Regions from separate parts of the Homo sapiens genome. Here region 2 is linked to region 1. Evidence: read pairs that join two places in POLR2A ChIA-PET (ENCODE). Cell type or tissue: PC-9. All regions are shown on one strand.

Region 1 (2,500 bases):
CTGCTGTTCTTTTGCTTATGCCTTGATCCTTGGTGACCCTAATTCCCTATTCTCCTATCTCACCAGGGCCCTTTAACTTGAGGCCAGCTGGGTGAGGTGGGGCTAGCTGGCAGATGGGGCTGGGTGAGCCTCCATACACAACTTGGGCAGAGGAGAGAAGGAAGAAGCTTTATCCACTCAGCTTGTCACCTTTGCACCATCAGAACACCATTGTGGCGGCTGACTCATCTGTCACCAGGTGAGTGTGCCATTAGGAGCACAGGATTAGTCATGGGCGTGGTCATGGGGTGAGATGCCAGGTCGGGCTGGGATAGTGACACGGTGAAGCATGGAGCAGGGCCTAGAGGCACTGGAAGAGAAGAGGAGGCATCCCTCCTCAGGCTTGGAAGGGGGCCTAGGCCTCCCTGATAGGGATGGAGGCCTCTGTCTTTGGGATAATGCTCAAGTGGGTTGCCTCGGGTCTAGAGGTTTGTATTTAGTGGGTGGTCCCCCTTATTCTTCCCTCCATTCTCAAACTCCTGACTTTAGGTGATCCGCCCACCTCAGCCTCCCAAAGTGCTGGGATTACAGGCATGAGCCACTGCTCCCGGCCACTTCCCTCCATTCTCAATGAACATTAAGCAACATGTGGCCATTCAAGTCTAGAGAATTTATCCATGAATCCACCACGAAAGAGGAAGCTGCTAGAAATGGAATTTTGTTGTCCTTGGGGTAATGGAAAATTATTGACCTGCATTCTGGCCCTTAGTTTCCTCATTTGTTAATAAGGATGAGAGCTCCTGCTGGGCCCACCATGCAGGGTGGCTGAGAGGCTCAAAGAGGACATGGGTATGAAGTGGACAAAATGAGGAGCCACAAAAGGTGTTAGAGGAGGGCAGGACACAGTGGTACAGGAGAGCACTCACAGACTTGCTGACTGACCAGAGGCAAGGAGGCCAGAGGGATTTGTTTACCAACTCTCACTTCCCGGATTCTGAGCCGGTAAACCCTGTTTGTTTACAAGTTTTCACGGGCCTCCCTAAGCCCAACGGTGGTCTGGGGTCAGTTCCACTCTAGGGACTGGCCCGGTGCAGCCCCTAGATGGGGGCTGGTTGCAAACAGCTGATGGTCAGAGAAGCCGCTTCAGTCACATATCTGACAGTCAGCTGCCTGGGCCAAAAAACCACACAGCTCCCCAGCCTTGTGGGTTACTCAGGCCCCTTGTCAGCTCTGTGATCATCCTTCACACCTGAAAGCTTGTAACCCGAGAGGCTAGAGGTAGTTGAATAGGACATCCCTCCTGTGCCCTCACCTCACCCCTTTTGCAAAAAAGGAACATTCCATTGCTAGGGATTGAATGTTGTGATTAACATGAAACTCAGAAGAACAGCCAAGGGTTTGTAGAAGCCAAGGAGGAAAAGTGACTCAGCAAAATAAACTTTCACCTGTGGGTACTCTGAACTGCTATTTTGGGACTCTGGGAGCCTGCCTGGTTCTAGTGCCTGTTGCTTGGTATCAAAGCATTGCTCCCTAAATGCCAGCTGGAATATTCATGCCCATTCCTTACTGAAGTAGCATCCTAGGAGGCTTGGGAGGGAGGTCTGATGGATGGGCCTTATCTCTGCCACATCCAGGTAAGAGTCACAAGTGAAGCCTGGGCAACCTGGCAAAACCCCATCTCCACAAAAAGATACAAAATTAGCTGGGTGTGGTGGTGGGCATCTGTAGTCCCAGCTACTCAGGAAGCTGAGGTGGGAGGATAGTCTGAGTCCAGGAGGCTGCAGTGAGCTGTGATCATACCACTGTACCCCAGCCTGGGTGGCAGAGTGAGACCCTGTCCCAAAAAAAAAGAGTCTCAAGTGAGCCAATGTCACAGGAGAAGTAGACATGCCCCCGTAGAGGCATCGGGGATCAGAGGGGACTCTCAAGAAGAGAGTAAATCTTAGGGATTCCTCTCCCCTCCAGGAATACTTCCATCCAGTCAAGAAAGGGCATGGGATTGGCACTAACTTGCCCCGTCAATTTTAACTCCTTCATGGCCCTCATCTGAAAAGCCTCATGTGGTTTGTAGGACCTCTGAGTTTGGGGAGAGTGTGAGAGCTCATTTCATCCAATCACTATCCCATGGAGTTCCCCTCTCTAGGAGAGACTGTTTGAATTCCAACAACAGCCCATCATTTGAAAGGCAACCCACAGCTGTGTTAAAAAGGTCTCTCTTAAATTCAATTGTAATGTCTCTTTGACACCTGACATTTCTATTCACAGGTCCTCTTGAGTCCTGGAGTCATAGATGAAGTCCAATTCACTTTCACTGGGCAGTCTTTGGACTATTTCATGACAGTTAAGCTACTCTGCCCACTTGATTTTTCAAGTTCAGTACTTTCCTAGGGGATTAAAACACAGGGTATTCTCCCTTCTTCATCCATTACACTTCTGCTTAATGGATGAAACCACCATACTGCTCCACTGTTCAGGCAAAGACAGTCCCAGGTCAGAGGTTTTTTTGTTTTGCTTTATGTTT
Region 2 (2,500 bases), 420 kb before region 1:
TACAGGCGTGAGCCACCGCGTCCAGCCATCTAGAGAGGATTTTAAGTATACACAGTGATGTGCATATGTTATATGCCAATACTACACTGTTTTATTATAAGGGACTTGAGTATTGGTGGATTTTGGTATCCACAGGGGTGTCCTGAAACCAATCCCCCATGGATACCAAGGGACGACTATAACTTATAAGACATGTCTGAAAGAATATAAAAAGTACTTTACTTAGAACAGCTCTCTTAGGAGCATTTAAAAATTGGTGGCTCCTAACGATGGAGTCCATGACCACCCAAAACTATATAAACTTGTGTGAGTACACAAATAAAGGAATATTACATAAAATAAGTTCTTAATTGGTAGGAAAAGTGATTTAGTAAGTTGGGCTTGAATGACTGGGTAGCCATCTGAAAAAATTAAAGATGGACCCTTTCCTTACCCTTTATATCAAATTCTCCAGATGAACTGTATTTTAAAAAGTAAAATAATGAAAACTATTACAGGTAATAAAATCTCAATCTATTCAAATCTGAAACCTAGAGATGTGTATACATATACACACTAAAAATACTAAAAATGCGCACAAACACGCACAAAACAGATCATGCAGCCACTGACAAAAACAAGGCAGGGAGCTCCAAACATAATGGTATGATCCTAAGATTAAAGTTTTTAAAGTAGGTTAAAAAAGAAAATTATCCGAATAAAAACAGAAATACACTTTTTTCCAACAGGATATATGAGGAACAGTTAACAATATTATGGGTAAGGAAGTTAAAGAACATGGGTTAAGGGACACAATTACGGGGCTATCAATAATCCAGGCACAAGATGATAGCCTGGACAAGGTTTGTAGCTAAGGAGGTGGTAAGAAATGACCTAATTCTGTCTGCATTTTGAAGGTACAGACAGTAGAATTTGCCAACAGATGGCAAGTAGAATGTGAAAAGAGTCAGGGTACACTAAGGTTTATGGCATGAAAAGGATGAAGTTGCCACCAATTGGTAAGGGGAAGGCTGTCAGAGGAACTATTTTTAGGAAGAGAGGATCAAGAGCTCTAGTTTCATAAATGTAAAATACTAGATATCCAAGGGCAGTTGTATGTTCAAGTCCAGAAATCAAGAGAAGAAATCACAACTGCAGGTAAGTTTGGGAACTGGTGTATAGATGGTTTATAATGCTATGAGACTATCATCAAGCAAATGGCTGTGTAGAGATATAGCGAAGAGGTCCAAGGATGAAGCCCTGGGGAACTGCAGGCTTTAAAGACTGGAAGACAGAAGGGTGTGAGGTAAGCAGTAAGTGGAATTTTGGGAACCAAGTCAAGAGGGGAATAATCAAGCATCAAATGATGTCAACAGGTCTAGATAAGAACTGAAAACAGACAATGCACTTGATGACATGGGGTTCACTGAGCTTTATAAGCAGTTCCAGTGGAGCGGTAAAGATGAAAGTAGATTCAAAAATAATTCATGTTATCTTGCATGGATGGATTCACTCATCTCCCCTCTCTTCTCCCTCCCACCAATGCCTATCCCTGATCCTATCTCAGCTTAGAGTGAAACTGTAAAATGACAATGTCTCATGTAAAGCTCTATGTAGAACAAGTCACTTATGTCTTTCCTGAACAAGTATGAAATCTTTTTAATCAGGTGAGAGAAAGAAGTTATAAAATGTAAAATACTTTTATCTTGAGAACTAAGATATTAGAGGAAACATACAGAAGACCAGCTTGTTTAGATCCAAATGTAATTTGGAACGAGGCTTAACTCACATTAAAAATTAGGCTTTTGGCCGGGTGCAGTGGCTCACGCATGTAATCCTAGCACTTTGGGAGGCCGAGGCAGGCAGATCACCTGAGGTCAGGAGTTCAAGACCAGCCTGGCTAACATGGTGAAACCCCGTTTCTACTAAAAATACAAAAAAATTGGCCAGGCATGGCGGCTCACGCCTGTAATCCCAGCACTTTGGGAGGCAGAGGCAGACGTATCACAAGGTCAGGGGTTCGAGACCAGCCTGACCAACATGGTGAAAACCCGTCTCTAATAAAAATACAAAAAACTAGCCGGGTGTGGTGGCGCATGCCTGTAGTCCCAGCTACTCAGGAGGCTGAGGCAGAAGAATCGCTTGAACCCAGGAGGTGGAGGCTGCAGTGAGCCGAGATTGTGCCATTGCACTCCAGCCTGGGTGACAGAGTGAGACTCCATCTCAAAAAAAAAAAAAAAAAAATTAGCTGGGTGTGGTGGCGCATGCCTGTAATCCCAGCTACTTGGGAGGCTGAGGCAGGGGAATTGCTTGAACCCAGGAGGCAGAGATTGCAGTGAGCCCGAGATTGCGCCATTGCACTCCAGCCTGGGCAACAAGAGTGAAACTCCATCTCAAAAAAATAAAATAAAATAAAATAAAGGCTTTTATGACTGTAAAGGATTGTAAAGCTAATTTTTTATTTTTTGTAAAGACAGGGTCCTGCTATGTTGTCCAGGCTGGTTTTGAACTCTTGGGCTCA

Evidence for each region. Peaks named below come from ENCODE experiments on the same cell type or tissue, not always from the same donor. Only the 100,000 strongest peaks of a DNase experiment are listed, where the experiment ranks them.
Region 2: POLR2A ChIA-PET joins it to region 1 with 7 read pairs; 8 of 35 experiments call an interaction of 5 or more read pairs at or near these places.

Annotation. Positions count from the first base shown.
Region 1 is chr5:134,591,232-134,593,731 of GRCh38, forward strand. No RefSeq gene overlaps it. Among named protein-coding and RNA genes, the nearest start is that of SAR1B, 40 kb to the right of the region's middle. RefSeq lists enhancers at 308-367, 1,188-1,781. In PC-9, no CTCF peak of the experiment used is centred here; DNase peaks (open chromatin) are centred at 240 and 1,310; H3K4me3 peaks cover 666 bases; H3K27ac peaks cover 2,500 bases.
Region 2 is chr5:134,167,797-134,170,296 of GRCh38, forward strand. The region is part of intron 2 of SKP1 (S-phase kinase associated protein 1); the gene reads right to left. Among named protein-coding and RNA genes, the nearest start is that of SKP1, 7.9 kb to the right of the region's middle. In PC-9, no CTCF peak of the experiment used is centred here; no DNase peak of the experiment used is centred here.